2 separate regions of the Homo sapiens genome follow, and region 1 is linked to region 2. Evidence: chromatin loops called from intact Hi-C (ENCODE). Cell type or tissue: prostate gland. All regions are shown on one strand. Each heading gives the region's core, and the rest is flanking DNA. Links, peaks and the distances in the headings are about the cores only.

What was found. Hi-C counts contacts between places; a loop is a spot of excess contacts. Peaks named below come from ENCODE experiments on the same cell type or tissue, not always from the same donor. Only the 100,000 strongest peaks of a DNase experiment are listed, where the experiment ranks them.
Region 1: it touches region 2 in a loop (2.5-fold over the local background); 5 of 110 quality-filtered maps call a loop at or near these places.

Annotation. Positions count from the first base shown.
Region 1 is chr16:72,848,609-72,856,813 of GRCh38, forward strand. The region is part of intron 4 of ZFHX3 (zinc finger homeobox 3); the gene reads right to left. Among named protein-coding and RNA genes, the nearest start is that of ZFHX3-AS1, 190 kb to the left of the region's middle. In prostate gland, for the core only: no CTCF peak of the experiment used is centred there; no DNase peak of the experiment used is centred there; H3K27ac peaks cover 343 bases.
Region 2 is chr16:72,992,035-73,000,239 of GRCh38, forward strand. The region is part of intron 1 of ZFHX3 (zinc finger homeobox 3); the gene reads right to left. Among named protein-coding and RNA genes, the nearest start is that of ZFHX3, 52 kb to the right of the region's middle. In prostate gland, for the core only: a CTCF peak has its summit at 3,306; DNase peaks (open chromatin) are centred at 4,697 and 5,237; H3K27ac peaks cover 4,000 bases.

The DNA.
Region 1 (8,205 bases), core at 1,932-5,931, 140 kb before region 2:
GGCTGGGTCTGCGGCCATCACCCTGTGCCCCCCCTCCCACCCCCTATGCCACTGGAACACCTCCTGGCCTGCCAGTGCCTGCCCCTCTTGCCCGCCCTCCTGATCAGATGCCCCCAGACATGCCTCCTCATCTCCCCATGCCACGCCCAGACCCAGGACCACTCTCTCCCCCAGCTCCCCAACCACACATACCTTCTTCCTCCCTCTTTCCCTTTCCCTCGTTTCTGCTTAGTCACGGAACGTCACCTTGGCATGCTGCCACGGCTGGAGCTGGCGAGCTGCACGGTCCCCAGAAATCTCAGGCAGGCAGGCAGAGCGCCGGGCTGCCAGGTTATGCTTGGCAAACAACCCACTGATGTCATTTCAAAAAACCAGGGGGGAAGGAAAAAGGCACAGCTTCAAATCATCTGTTTCTCCTTCTTTCTTTCGTCTAGCAAAATTTTTCTTCCTAATGAAGCCCGGGGGTGGGGGATGTTAATTACTTTACCACTCACTCATGGTTCCCAGAAGAGGCCAACGCCCGCCCTCCAGGAGCACAGGGCAGTGCGTGTGAGCCACTGACGGAGAGTGTCCCTGGGGACAGTGTGCCCAGCTGGGACTGGAATGACCCGGGAACTCAGTCATTCCATTTACGCCCCTAACAGCCCCTGAGAGACTTGCGTGGGAAAGCTCTGCAGCCAGAGGAGCTGCAAGAGAAAAACGTGGCTTGGTCTCCTCCCAGCAGGTAGGGGGACAAAAGCAGGGCTCAGCCATACTCCAGCCTGGGGCCCAGCCGGCTCAGCCTGACTTCTCTCTCTGCCAGGAGGTTGAAATGTGCTTACGTTTGGAATAAACCTGCCTGAAGATGAGGCCACGATCCTGCCAAGATGGTGCCCACGATCCTGCCTAAGTCCCAACCCATGCCCTGCCCACTTTCCACACTGCCACTCATGGCACTAACCAGTGCATTAGCTAGCCAGGCTAATAGGTTTATGGATAACATTAATTACCACGTTCCTCATTAATGGATGAAATCTTTATTGGTGCCATTGATCAGCGGACTTGTTAGCTGGCCTCCTAACCAATGGCGGATGTAACAAGCGTTCTTATTGGCATATCAATTAATGCAATCAATTCCTGGCCAACGGCTGCCATTCACTTCCCTGGTTGTTCGAGAGTAGGAGACAGAGCCCTGTCAAGAGTGCCTTTACTTAGAGCTCCAGCTCTCAGCTGACTTCCAGGTGGGCTCTCTGCCACTTGGAGTTCACCTACCAAAAAAAAAAAAAAAAAAAAAAAAAAAAAAAAAAAAAAAAAAAAAAATTCACACCTACCCTTCCATCTGAAAATCACCTTTCCGTGTTCCAGTGATGACAAAAGTGCTAAGCTACGTCAGGGGACATAAGCTGAAAGAAAAGGTGGGAACGGTCGGGGGACTGTCAGAGCAAACAAGAGGATTAGAGAAATCAGATGTTTCTAGGTTAGGCACTGATAGAAATGATTCAGGCCCCAGACTGGACTAGGGACAACACTCCAGATGGGACCAGCCTGAAAACACAAGCCACAGCCATCATCAGCCCTCTGCCCACCCTGGGGAAGCCTTCCTGACCCCAGCCTCCCCAAGCCACAGTCACACCTACTGTCACACCTACAAAGTCACACCCACCAGTGTCTACCTCACTTAGCACTTCAGACCACAGGTCCCACATGGAAACATCACCTGCCCATCTTCACTCCTACGCTTCAGTACGGAAAAGGACTTACCACAGGACGAACGACCATCCCACTGTCACTACCAAGTGTGCAGTAAATCTGTGCACACAAGTGCTATTTTCATGTGTGTTGAAATACACATAGTCAATCATTTCAACAGCACTTATATCACTGTAGAGTCGAAGTTGGGGAAAAAATTTCTCTGGGCAGCGAGAAGTTTTTAGGGACATTGATTAGAGGAGGCTCAAGGAACTGGGGATATAGGGTGGGTCCACAGAACCATGGACCATGGTAGAGCTGGACTACTGATGACCAGTGATCACCAGGGCATTAACACCAGAGCAAAGAGGCCGGGCTCGCCAGGCCCACAGCTTTGGGAGGAAACGTGGAGGATGCCTCCCCCTAAGATGTGCTTTGGGCTCAAAGGATTGACTGGAGTTTGCCCCAGATGGGAGCAGCTTGAAATATTATTCCAGATTTGTTTCTAAAAGCCTAAAATTAAAAAAAATAATAAATCAAAAAAGGAAGAAAAATCACTACTCAATGATGCTAGAGCTATTAATAAACTCTGCAAGCAGGAACATTTGACTCAAGGGGAGGGGGTGCAAGCAACGAAAACTGGTGGGAAGCAGATGGGGTTGGGGGGAGAAAGTAGCTTTGGGCCAAGTGGTGACAGGGCCCAGGAGCCTGACTGAGGCTGCGGTGCAGGGACATAATTCTCAGCGTCTGAAAGCATGGCTCGGGGTTTCTAGGATAAACAGCAGAAATATTTCCTTTCACTTATAAATAGAAAGTGCCATTTTTTTCCACATGGAACGTCATCACTTCCATGTTCACAGTACGGAGGAGAGGAGAGTCCTGAGCAGACAGGGCAGGGACCAGAGAGAGATGCCCCAGCCAGATGTTACACTCTCAGGGTGGGGACCAACAGATACCAGGAAGAAGAGGGACAAGAGGCCTCCAAGGGGAGGCCAAGACCTCTGCAATCCACGAAGTGACTTTACATGAAACAGGATTGCACATTCTATGCAAAGGTCACCCAATGTGGGTGACAGGGAGATACCCCGACAAGGGGCTCTTCATCAGCCACTCAACACCACGGCGAGTCTTCCAGAGAGAGTACTCTTGGGTTCTTGCAACGGCAAAAGTCCCAGTGTACTTCTGACTAGAGTTCCTACAGTATTAATATAATGGTGTCTAAATTCCTCTCTGGGGAGCTCCCAAATACCACAAGGGTTCTGCACATTTTGATTCCAATTTCACTTTTTTTTTTTTAAGATGGAGTCTCACTCTGTCGCCCAGGCTGGACTGCAGTGGTGCAAGCTCTGCTCACTGCAACCTCCGCCTCCCGGGTTCAAGAGATTCTCCTGCCTCAGCCTCCCGAGTAGCTGGGATTACAGGCCCCTACCACCACGGCTAATTTTTGTATTTTTAATAGAGACGGGGTTTCACCATGTTGGCCAGGCTGGTCTCAAACTCCTGACCCCAAGTGATCTGCCCACCCCAGCCTCCCAAAGTGCTGAGATTACAGGTGTGAGCCACCGCACCTGGCCTCAATTTCATTTAAAATGCTGTAATAATAAGGCATGCTCAAATGTGATATATGCCAAAATTTAACACACTGGCGGCCAGGTGAACTAGTTACGTGGCCAAGTTAAACAGCTTTTGCGTAGACTTTAGCATAAAACTTCTGCCATTTTCACTTAATGGAAGACTCTTCTGGGATTGCAAGGCAGGCTATTAAAACCAGTCCTGTTTGGAACTACTTCTGTATGAAAGAGGATTATACAGAAATTGTCTAAAACAAAATATAGAAACAAAACAGAAGCTTAGTTGATACTATTTAACTACCTTCCACAATTCTTAATTTTGATCTGTTGATCAACTCTGTTTTGTTCTAATTTTTTAACTTAATAAGTAAATGTTAAAAATCTGAACTCCTAAAATAACTATAGTTTTCAAGCCTTTTGAAACATTGTTTATATACTAGGTCCAAATTCGTTTGCATTTTTTTTCTAAAAGAGGGCTCCGCTAATAAAATTTTACAAACCACCGCTCTATCTGATGTCTATTTCTAGATTAAAAGTGGAGCGCACTCCTCAGAGAGCCTCCCTTGAGAAACAGCACAGATAACTGAAACTTTCCAGGAAGAATTTAAGAACTTCACATCTCTTAAGTGGACAAAACACTCTCACATACATTTGACTGGCTATTACTACTACACAGGCACAAAAAAGATAATGTCCCAAAATGGAGACAGCTGTGCAACAATGGATGATTTAAAAGTATTGCTTAAGTTGTATATTTTCTTTTAAGTAAAAAATGAGGGAAGAGAAAGATCTCTTGATGACTCCTCATAGAAGCAAAACCAAGTTCCTTTTATAAAAAGTTTCCTTTTTTTAAAAAAAGAGGGAGAGGGGCTACTTCTGTTCTCTGTAATGTTGAATGCTCAAGAGTGGCAGTTGATAACCTAACCAGACAGAACGCTCCCCATGGTAGTTTTCTCCTCCAAAGAAAAGAGCTTAGAAGCTTTCTCTTTGGAACAGAAGAGTCCTCTATTCCTTTATTTGCTCACTAAGTCATTAGTTAAACTATCCGTTCATGCCTCCTAGGTTTCAGCCATTCTGGATCCAACTGGACAAGTGAGTCACAAGCCTGCCCTCATGGAACTTACCCTCCAGTAGATCCACTTTAGGTAACATAAGATGGCTGTGTTATGTCCAGAGCTTTCTCATTGAACCATCACGTCAACATGTACTTGGACAAGAAAATCACCTCTTTGACTCTGTTTGCTCACCTGAGGGATGACAAGGTTGACCCTGGGTGGTCTAACAGGGCCACCATGCTAAGGCTCTAAGTTGGACACCTTCAATACTATGAATAGCAGGAATTGTTAAAGAATTAAACCCCACCCACTCTAAAAAGACTGTCTGATCCAGGCTTCCCTGAATCTTCACCTGGGTGATTATGATCAAGGTTCTTCTACCACCAAACACAATAAGAAATCAAATCTTATCAGAATTGAGCTATAAATCTGTGAAGACTCCAATAATTTCTAGCCAAGGGAATAACACCACAAAAGTACTTTTTAAACTAATTACTCAGATTCTGAAGTGCTGCCCTAATGAGCCTTCTTTCTGCCCAGAACTTACTAAGAGGAAAAACTACCTTCTGGTGCAGTAATTACTGCTTTCCCCTTCAAACTTCTAACTGGAGATCGATGCTGCATTTTAAGACCCATTGATTTACAATTAGCCTGGCTTTCCTGCTAAAGTGTTTTTTAAGCAGAGTTTACTTTTATTTTATTTTGAAATCTCTGAGATCTGGTTCTTGGATTTTACATTCTCATGAGAGGAGACTGGAAATCTCAAAAGAGGAAGGTAGGCATTGGAAGAGAGGGCAGTAGAAGGATGCAAATCAGATTCAGGAGGGCGGGGAAGGAAGAAAAGGAAGTTGGTTTGGTCACAGAATTTTTTTTTTAAAAGCCAAAACTCATGCTGAAAGGGAGAGAATGAAGAAATCCAAAGAGAGGAAGCAGAAGGCTGAGCGGCAGGAGGAGAGAGCTAGGTGCACAGACTAATAAAGTGTAGCTGCTGTCAAGGTGGCTGGAATAGCTCTTTATGGCCTCCGCTGTTTATTAGCATCCTTGAGAAGGAAAAAAAAAAAAGAAAAGAAAAGAAAAGAAAAAGCTTTGTGCATCTTTGCAAAACAAAGCACTAGTTAAAAATAGTGTATGCAGCAGGGACAGTGTGCTAACATGAGGGTCCTGGCAGCTCCAGCATTTGCACAATCTGTCCCATGAGGAGAGCAGAAGTAAGCGAAGCAATTAAGAATTTCATGCTGATTGCTCTAAGCATGTTTTCTATGCCATAAAGATACTAGCATAAAGGATATGGCCTTGCTTCTCTCCCTCCCCTGCCTGCTAACTTTTGCCTTCTAGCTTTTGGACTTTTCCTTTTCTTTGCCTCCCATGTTTGAGGATTCGAGACAGTGGTTAGCCGGCCTGGCACCACTTTATGGAATCTGTCACTTCTATACCGAAAGAAATGGCGGTTGTGTGCGAGTCTCTCCCTGCCCTTGATCAAGAGCAAATCTGGAAGAGGAGATATAAGCCAAGCTGCATTACTAAAGCCCTAAAGAGGGAAGGCTTAAAGAATGGGGAAACTCCCTCTGAGGCCTACAAATCCGGGCTCTCCAAGGCCCCTCCTGCCACTCCCATTCTGGCTCTTCACTATTTCTGGGTCCCAAGAACGACTGGCAGAAGATGGTCCTGGACAAATGAGAGCAAAAAGTAAAAATTCCCAAACAATAAGGGGGGAGGGACAAACCACAAACTTTTTGCTTTTTTAAAAAATGTATTTTATAGCAAGATTGGATAGGCCAATTTCAAAGACTAATATGAAAAAAGTGCAATTAAATCCTTGAAAAACTGACAGATCAGCAAAACAAAACCACCCGGAGGAGAGCCCGATTGAGCCTCATTAAGAGGGAGTTCAGCCTGTTTTTAAAACCCTTCTTAACACTTAGCTGGGTACCTCCCAGCAGTGCGCACTCCCAATGCGGCTGGCATAATTAGTGTCAAAATGGAAAGAAAAAAAAAATCAACCTAGGAAATAGAAATTAAAACACAAATTGGTGGGTGGGGGGGGGGTGTCAAATGGAAAAAACATTCCAAATTCAAACAACAAACTCCTATCAGTCCATCTGAGGGCAATGGGGAGATAGCAAAATACTCTACTGTACGCAGAGATAAATACGTTCCAATTAAACAGAGAGAGGGCTGGGGCAGATTGAGAAGATTTATGCTGCAATTCCCCATCTTCAACCTCTCCCTCTTCTCCCAAAATATATTCTACATTGTGGTCACGTCAACTCCACAAGGCTGGGGTTAATGGCAGATGGATGGCAAATTGCACCAACCTCATCAATTATAACCATCATGCCTGACAATGGGGAAAATGAGATCTGGTGACAAATTTCCACACCTTCAGCCATCAGGATCCCCCAACGCTGGAGCGCGTGCACGCGTGTGAAACAGTGTGTGTGTGAGAGCATGAGTGAATGCATTACATATGAAACCACCAGCCTGTAATAAGGAGATATGGAGCTGAGACCCATTATAGAAGGGCAGGCCACTAAGGAAGAAATACTCTGGAGATGGAAAAGATGGCAGGCAGATGAAGCCATTTTATTAAATCAGGCAAATTCTAATTCATTCTGCAGAGACAGAGGAACGAAAACGGATTCATTCTCAGTATATCCTCTGAGCCAGCTCTTATCACCTCAGCAGAGGGAGGAGTGAAAGAAAGGTTCCAAGATTCATCTGGAAATCGAGAGAAACCTTCCCCTTTAAAAAGCAAACATTAAAATATATCTATTTCAATACCCTGCACCAGGAATATGGAAAATAATGCTCGCGCCAGAGAAACGCAGGGGTCCTTCTCTGGCTTTCCAATTATTCCAGCACGTGAAGAAGCTTACAAATTTGACTCATTGCAATAGGAAATCAGAAAGGCAACTGCAGCCTAGATAAGTTGTTGACAAGGACTGACAAAAGGGATTGTGGAACATCTCCCCCAATGGCAAGAAACGCCAACTGCCACCTTCCCCGTGGTGGGAACTTAAATGTCGATTTTCTAGTTGAAAACAGTGGAAAAGAAAGGCCGTGTATGAGAACACCAAGCACAGAGGTTGCCTTTCATTAACAAAAGGCGCTTGTGTTTAGACTGCAATTAGAAAACCAAGGTTTTAATTAAACAATTACATAAAAGTTAGTTTGGCTCCCTGTATAGTCCAACACTTCACCAGCGCCTTGGGGTTAGTTTAGCAATGAGTGTTTAGAGCTCTGGCTGCTATGAAGGGGGGAAAGAAACTGATGACACAGCGTGCATGTAACTGTAAAGCTAGGCGCTGTACCTGTCTGTCTGCAGCTCCCCTGCCATGTTCTAGAACAAAGGAAAAGCCAATGAGACTGACAATGAGCACGCACGTGGTCAGACCACAAGCCATCAGTAACATCGTACTACTCATGGCTGAACAGAAGAGATTATTCAAAGTGTCATGCAAGACCTGGGGGGCTCACGAGGCTTCCGGTGTTCCCAAGTGAAGAGCTGCGTCTCTATCAAAGCACAGGCCAGGTGCAGCTAGCTTACTCTGTGCCTCTTTTAACTAAGAGGGATACGCAGGAGCTTAGATGCCTTCAAAATCCCAAACCACCTCTGGGAGGAGAAGAAAGCAATCTACTTTTTCACCTGCTGCTTTTACACCACCTGGAGACAGCTGCCCAGGGCAGACAGAGGTACGTGTAGGTCCAAGGGCTTAGATTCCTAGGGGAGACTTCAATGTCTAATCTTCCTAGCACATGGAAAACTCCTCTGTGGCTCCCAGCAATCATCAACCTCAATGCTCAAGAGCTGCAAAATGAAGTGAAATTAGTTCTTCCCTATACACATCAGCTTTGAAGACAGAAGGTGGCCACCTTCTACTAAACCATGTTGCAGGAACAGCCTGGGCCAT
Region 2 (8,205 bases), core at 1,742-5,741:
TGATGCCCTGAGTTGGGGGCAGAGGGGTCTCTTCCACTCTCAGAGGCTGTCGCCGAACTGATCTTTCTCACATAGTCAACCATTAAAAGTCCCCAACCCACAGGTCCTAGTTTCTTCTAAGTATCCATCTCCCTCCTTGCTAGAGCAGAGCCTCCAAAATGAAAGCGTTTCTCCGCCTTCCTCCAGGCCTCCTGAGAAAGGTTATGAGATGGGTTATCAGCCTCTCTGACCTCTGCAGCCATCAACAGCACTTCTGCCTCTCCCATCCCCCACAGCGAGGATCCTACAGCCCAGAGCCAGCTTCCCTGCCTTCCCCCATTAATGCCTTTCCCCTCCAACAGCTATCACAAGAGGGCTGTTTAGTGAGAGGACCTCCGGCTGACCTTTGCTGACAGGCTCCAAGCTCTCCCTGTAAACGGATCTAATGTGAGGCTGGGTAATTAGCAACCAAGTAGTAATTGCAGCTTCTAACTATGCTCGGCCAAGATTGCAAAAATTCCCTAGGGGGGTGCCTCCTAGGGATCCCAACCCACACAAAGGCATTTACTCACAGCCAAAAGAGGGGACTCAGCCACATTTCTCATGGAGGCCAGCACTTCTCTAGGTCTTAATTAAAGTGGCACCCATGTAAAGAGACAGACAGCAAAAGGAAATTAGCAAATAAAGGAGACTGACCAAGAAAGAAATGTATGGCTTGCTTGGAACAGCCCATTCAGAAAGGTACAACCTCTCAAGGTGGATGGCCGTGCACACGAAACTCATTCCAGCCGCGGAAGGAAGGCACCAAAGAGCCTTCGAGGGGCATCAAAAACTGCAGAAAGGCCAGGCGCGATGGCCCCTGCCTATAATCCTAGCACTCTGGGAGGCTGAGACGGGTGGATCACCTGAGGTCAGGAGTTTGAGACCAGCCTGGCCAACATGGTGAGACCCCATCTCTACTAAAAATAGAAAAATTAGCCGGGCATGGCGCTAGGCGCCTGTAATCCCAGCTACTCCCAGGCTGAGGCAGGAGAATCGCTTGAACCTGGGAGGTGGAGGCTGTGGTGAGCCGAGATCGCACCACTGCACCCCAGCCTGGGTGACAGAGCTAGTCTCCATCTCAAACAAACAAACAAAAAAAACAAGAACTGCAAAAAGGCAGGACACATGAAGACAGGTCCCCCGGCCTGGCTGGCCAGCCTGGCTGCCTGCTCCTATCACCCACTCAACCAAAATCACTCCTCACCCAAGCACCCTGTATGGCCCACTGTTCGCATCACAAGATTCTAGATGCCAGGCCATGTGGTCTATGCTAAGAGATCCGTAGTATCATCTGCTATGATTTGGTGATTCCACCAGACCTGTCCACAGGCCCCCCTACCGTTAGCTGCCTACATGTATTAACATGTTTCAGAATAACGTGCAAAATCCCCATTGAGAAATAAAGATGTGAGCACTTCCAAATAGAGCAGCTGCCCTCCTCATGACTCTAAAAATACCTAAAACTGCACAAAAAAGAACATTGTCAGACGAAAAGAATCATCCCTCCTCACTCTAACAGGACAACAAGCGATGCCCAACAGCACAGCAGCGCCTGTTTCATCCTTCCTAAGAAAACCCTTTATTTTTCAAGCCCACCACTCCCCACTCCAATTTCCTTTATCTGTTTTGTACTTAAAAAGTCACTTCACTGAACTGCTGTTTGCTCACGATAACTCCTGAACCTCTGTCCTCAGGAGAGGCGGCAAGTTCAGGGGGCATGGTAGCTTTCCCACGTGGACCAGACTTTCTGCCAACCTGAATTACACCCTAGACGTCTTCAAACTTCATTTCCTCTGCCACTGTGCTGCCCGATCCCCCAATGCATTCGGGGCTGTAGAGACTCTCTGGGTTGAATCCAGTTATAAAAACCAGGGTAGCAGCAGCCGAGTGCACTAATTCACCCTCCATTTCCTTCTCCAAACAATTAATATACTTAATAACTCCAGCCCCGACGACAGATTTCTCAGACACCCCTCTATTAACCTCTCCCCGCTACAAGCAGTGGGTCTCCACCAGAATTCTTCTGTTCCCTATCACTTAATCATTTTTTAATCCACAACAAGGACTTTGTGCCACACTGTGGTTTTGTTCTCTCTTAATCTTTTATAAGGGACCTTATCAAAAGCTTTTAGAAAATACAAGTGAATTTTGCCTACCAGGTCATCTTTATTATTTTAGAATTCTTTATGAAGAAATTATAGACTTTAACATTGTAAATGAATATTTAAGACTCAGCATTCACTTAGACATGCAAGTCTGGCTCAGGTTATATTTAAGTCGCTGTATTACTTCCACCTTCAGAAGGATTCTTGTCTGCCTCCTGGGATGGAATGACTTCCCCTCCCCAAGCCCCCAGGTGCCATTTCTGGGATTCCCCCAAGACTTTCTGGACCAGCTGAAATTGAGTCCATATTGAGTACCAATGGGACTTAGAGTGCATTAACAGAACCTCAAACCAAGGAACAAAAGTCATCGAGCCAAGGGGGCCTGGCTATGGCAGCCTATCCGACTCCTACCTCCTCTACCTTTCCCCAGGTGGATGGCAGGGAGCAGCAGGCTCCCCTGCCTCACAGCTGGCCCGCACATCTGCAGGGAGCCAATGACAGCTTCTTGATGTTGACATCACTTAGGCTGCCTCCTAACACTTGTTTGTTGTAGCTATTATTTCTAATTAGCACTTCTCAACAGAACCAGTGCTCAGCACCAAGGTTCCTCCTGACGGAACAATTAAAGAGGCACAAGGGGCGGGGGTGTTTCCTAAAATTATTCTCTTGGCAGGTTTCAAGGTAAATCATCTAGTCAAATGCACATCTCTTCAAGAGCTGCCTGTGGACAGGGTTGAAAAGCTGTAGCAATATTCCGGAACCCCTGTTTGAAAGCATTCCCATCAAGTTAAATGAAGGGTTAAGGTAATCCAATTACACCAATGTGTTTTCCTGATCACCAGGGGAATCCTCAGCCTTCCCCGTAATCTGCTCCTAACGCCCCATTTAGTCCAATGCTGCACTCCAATCACCAAAAATGTAGACAGGGTTCCCACTCCTACAGCCAGATGAGAGGTGCCTGCCCCTTCTCCAAAATGGGATGGTGAAATTAACACATTTCAGAAAATATTCTACAGAGTCCAGAGTCCAGGGCACGCTTTATCCTTGAGGAAAATAATAAATGTCGAGTCCTAATGGCATGTCAATTAAAGGGGTCACCATAAACAAGCTGTTCAAACTTTCCCCTCCACTCTTCGCCCGTGCCTCTCCAATCTGGGTGCCCTGGAGGACGGAACGGGAACTGCAGATCCAGGCACTCCATTATGGCAACCCAGCAAGCAGTTCAGCACGGACTTAATGAGCTCTTGGAAGGAAACAGGAAGTCTATAAAGTAATTTAAATAACTTCCAGTCCTGAAATAAAGGAAATTAAACCGCTGGCACAAACCTCTCTGATGGACACCTTCTTTGTCCCTCCGATCACAACTACAACTACAGCGGTCATATTGCTCTCCCCAAGACCAGGCCCCAAATTCCCCTAATATGAAACACAAAGGCTGTCAGTCCTCAGAGCTCTCCAAGCTCCTGCAGAGGCTTAAGCCATGGATGTGGCATGGTGTGCAGCAAGAACACGGGAATCCGCCCACAAACCCCGCGCTGGGTCCTGCCACTCCCTAGCTGCAAGACCTTGGGCCAATCATGCAACTTCACAGGGCCTCAGCGTTTCACCATCAACAAAGGAAAGCTCTGGGCCTGGCCAAATGACTTCTAAGATTATTAAGAGGGTCAAATGAGCACATATGAGAACAGCGCCAATTGAAAACACAAATAAACGTCGGTATTTTCCAGCTGCCCAGGGCCTTAGGCTCCAGAATTTCTCGATGTTCTGCTCAGGAGGCACTGTCCTATCTTGGTAATTATGAAGGCATATTCATACGTTCTTTTACTGCCAGGTGCGGTGGCTCACGTCTGTAATCCCAACACTTTGGGACACCAAGGCGGGTGGATCACCTGAGGTCAGGAGTTCCAGACCAGCCTGGCCAACACAGTAAAACCCTGTCTCTACTAAACACACACACACACACACACACACACACGAGCCGGGCATGGTGGCGGGCACCTGTAATCTCAGCTACTCAGGAGGCTCAGGCAGAAGAATCACTTGAACCTGGGAGGCTGAGATTGGAGTGAGCTGAGCTCGTGCCACTGCACTCCAGCCTGGTGACAGAGCAAGACTCCAACATAAAATAAATAAATTAATTAATTAATTCGTTCTTTTGCTTCTCCTAAGCCCCTCAGTGTAGATACTTATTTGCATGGACAATGATCAGTCCAACTAAGCATGATTTTCTTATCAGCAGAGACTGTGTCTTCTCATCTTCTGTAAACCAGTGTGCCCAGAGCCAGAGCACCAAGCAGCCAAGAAGCTGGTCCTCAATAAAGGGCTAGAATCTATAACCCATGCAGTTATCCAGACATCCTTAAGCACCAAAATGCTAACAACTATCCATCAACTCTCTACAAAAAGAGACAAACCTAATAACAAGATAAATTCCATAACTGGTTGTGAGCCTACAAGGCGGGGAGGGGCTGGGGGCGTGGGAACCCCGCCTGTGCAACTCCTTGCATTACCAGGCCCTGCCCTGAGTGCAATCCAACCACGGAGTTCTGGCAGTTTCACCTGGTAAACCTAAGCTGCTGGATGCTAAGGACTGTTTCTGGCCACAGAGTTAAGTTTACTTTGTTGATAATAATCAGCCAGATATGGACTGGTCTGACCAGTACTCCGGATCCAGGATCACAAAGAAAAGACAAACTTAAAAGAAGCTTAAGGTCAGCCTCGTTTTGCTAGCCCTCTAGGTATTACTACTGACAACTGGTATGGTCAACCCTTGACCCCTAAACTGGTAAAAGCCAAGAGTAAGGCTGGACATTCAGTGTGGCCAAGAAAGCTACCCAGCTTCTGGGCAGAAGCGCAAGATCCTGGTGCTCCGGAAAGAGAACCGTTGGGCCCGGCTCAAAAACAGACCCTCCCAAACCAACCCTGAGAAAGGAAATCACAAACAGAAATCTAACTTTTCTATAAGGGCACACTGCACAAGTGTTCCTGCAGCTTCACAAACAGGTTCTGTGGGAATCTGCTCTATCGCTCCCATCTGTCACTGGCGGGGTAAGATCTGTCTTGCATATCATGGCGGTCTCCATCCCACTGGAGAATTCAATGGTGCTGTCTTGCATATGGGCTGTGAAACTTGAACAACCGGATTCTGAGGGTCCAGACGTCTCTGTTTGAGCAACAGCTGCCTTCCTTTAAAGGTCCCACAGTTGAGCAATAGAGTTCTTTACTCAAGAGGGCTGTTCCAAGTCTTGAGTAACCACCCTTGCCCTCAAGGGTTCCCCAGGGTGAAGCCCCATTGCCTCTGCCTCACCAAGGAGGCAGCGACTCAGTCTTCTCGCTACACATCTGTCTCCTCACTTTCCAGTCAGATCACAGCCAGTGGGACACAATCTGACAAAGTTCTGTCTAAGGTGGGGTAATCTGAAAAGCAAATACAGATCATCTCCCCCCAGACTTATTCACAGCACTCCCCACTGGAGCCAGGTTTGACTTTCCACAAAGTTCACTGGCCAGAATCATAACCCACACATCTATGGCTCTTCCTTCTTTAACCATCTTTCATGTAAATCCTTCATCTAAAAGGGGAACCACCTATCTATGAACTTTAAATTTCCCAGTATCCATGTTAAAAAAGGGGAGGGGCCTGGTGCAGTGGCTCACAGCTGCAATCCTGACACTTTGGGAGGCCGAGGCGGCAAGATCGCTTGAGCCCAGGAGTTCCAAGACCAGCCTGGGCAACACAGGGAAAGCCTATCTCTACAAAAAAAGAAAAAAATTAGCTGGGTGTGATGGTGTGCACCTCTGGTCCCAGCTACTCAGGAGGCTGGGATAGGAGAATTGCTTGAGCCTGGGAGGTGGAGGCTGCAGTGAGCCATGATTGCACCACTGTACTCCCGTGATTTAAAGCAAGACCCTGTCCAAACAACAAAAATGAAAACATAAAAACAAAAAAATAATTCAAGGCTAGGTGCGGTGGCTCACACCTATAATCTCAGCACTTTGGGAGGCCAAGGCAGGCAGATTACCTGAGGTCGGGAGTTTGAGACCAGCCTGGCCAACATGGTGAAACCCCATCTCTACTAAAAATACAAAAATTAACCAGGTGTGGTGGTGCATGCCTGTAATCCCAGCTGCTCAGGAGGCTGAGGCACAAGAATTGCTTGAATCCAGGAGGCAGAGTTTGTAGTGAGCCAAGATCATGCCACCACACTCCAGCCTGGGCAACAGACTGAGACTCTGTCTCAAAAAATAATAATACTAATAAGGGGAAAAAAGAAACAGGTGAAATTCATTGTAATATGTCTTATTTAACCGAATCTGTCTACACATTATTTCAAACGTAATCGATCTAGGTTTTATTAAGACAGTTTCCCCTTGTTTTCCTACTAAGCCTGGGAAAACTGGTATGTGTTCCACACTCACAGTATGGCTCAGGGCGAACCAGCCACATTTCGGGTGCTTAGGGGCCACATACTGCAGTAATGTAAAACCCTGGCTTCCTCTAATCATGAGAACCTAAAACATAACTCTGATCTGGCCCCACTGTAATAATTCATGCTTGTAGTTCTCACTCACAGACTTTACAGAACTTACCGCTGCTCAAGACTCTTTCCCACGGCATTAACAATTATATTTGGGTGACATGTCAAGAAGTTAAGCTGCCCGGGCCTGGAGTTAACAGATTTTCACAGAATTGTGTACAACTTATCTGGTCCATCAGATCGTCTCTCTGGGGCTTGTCCACCATTAAACTAGACCCCTGGGGTTTCTTAATTTAAAATCCTCATAACCCTTTAACTTGAAAACTCACTGTCTTTGCAATGACATGTGGTTAACTCTGTAGTAGCCACATAAACATCTCCTCATTCTTAAACAGGAGACTTCCATTTTGACCTAATCTGAGATTATTCTGAATTATTTCTGCCCTAGTCACATGTACGCTACAGACATGAGATTACACAGAATAATCAACTGAGGTGGTGCCTACACAATCTTTTGTTTTTTTGTTTTGAGACAAAGTCCCGCTCTGTCGCCTAGGCTGGAGTGCAGTGGCACCATCTTCCCTCACTGCAACCTCCGCCTCTCAGGTTCCCAGGTTCAAGCAATTCTCCTGCCTCAGCCTCCTGAGTAGCTGGGATTATAGGCACATGCCGCCACACCCGGCTAATTTTTGTATTTTTAGTAGATACAGGGTTTCGCATGTTGGCCAGGCTGGTCTCGAACTCCTGACCTCAAGTGATCCTCCCACCTCAGCCTCCCAAAGTGCTGGGATTACAGGCATGAGCCAACATGCCTGGATACCTGGAAAATCTTAAGGCACAAACAAACACAGGACAAATCCACAGGCTTGGGAATCACTATAAGCAGAAGAAAAATGTCCACAGGGCATAAACTTTGGAGGCATGCTCACAGCAACCGCTAACCAGAAAACTTCGCAGGCTCAGTCCAGATCTGGGCAGGATTGGCTCAGGGGTGACCCATCTATCCTGAGAGCTGTCAGGACCCCATCCTATTGGGCACGATACAAGTCAGACATGGGACAGCCTTCGATGCCAGCGTGGGCAGGGGTCTCACCTGAGCCCACGAGACCACACACACTTTGGCAGCAACTCTTGAATCAGTCAATTTTCTTCACACCATAAGTACATACTTCACTCTCTCCGCTCAGCAGCTGCACCTGCCCTATCTGGTGGAGTGGAGGACACTGGCAAGCTGAAAGCTTCTGCAGGCTCATCCATCCAGATTCAGCTCTAAGAGCAGGGCAACCCGGGGAAAATGGAAACATACAGAAAACAGTTCACTTCTGGCTTGTCGCTTTGGCTGCAGGCAAGAGAAGGTGTGCACAGAGTTTTGAAGGAAAGACTGGAATGGGCTGACACTGGGCTTTGTTCCCGGAGCCCCATGGGGACAGGGCTGGCTTCCGAACCTAGAAATGCAGAGAGCTGCTCTCCAACAGGTGGAGGGCCCACCCGAGTAAGTATCCCGGGCAGAAGAACAGAGCAGGCACCACTGTCTGTCAACACCAGGCTCGGCATCCTCCCATCCCCCAGGGTCCCTCGACCTGTCCCCAGGGCACTGGAGA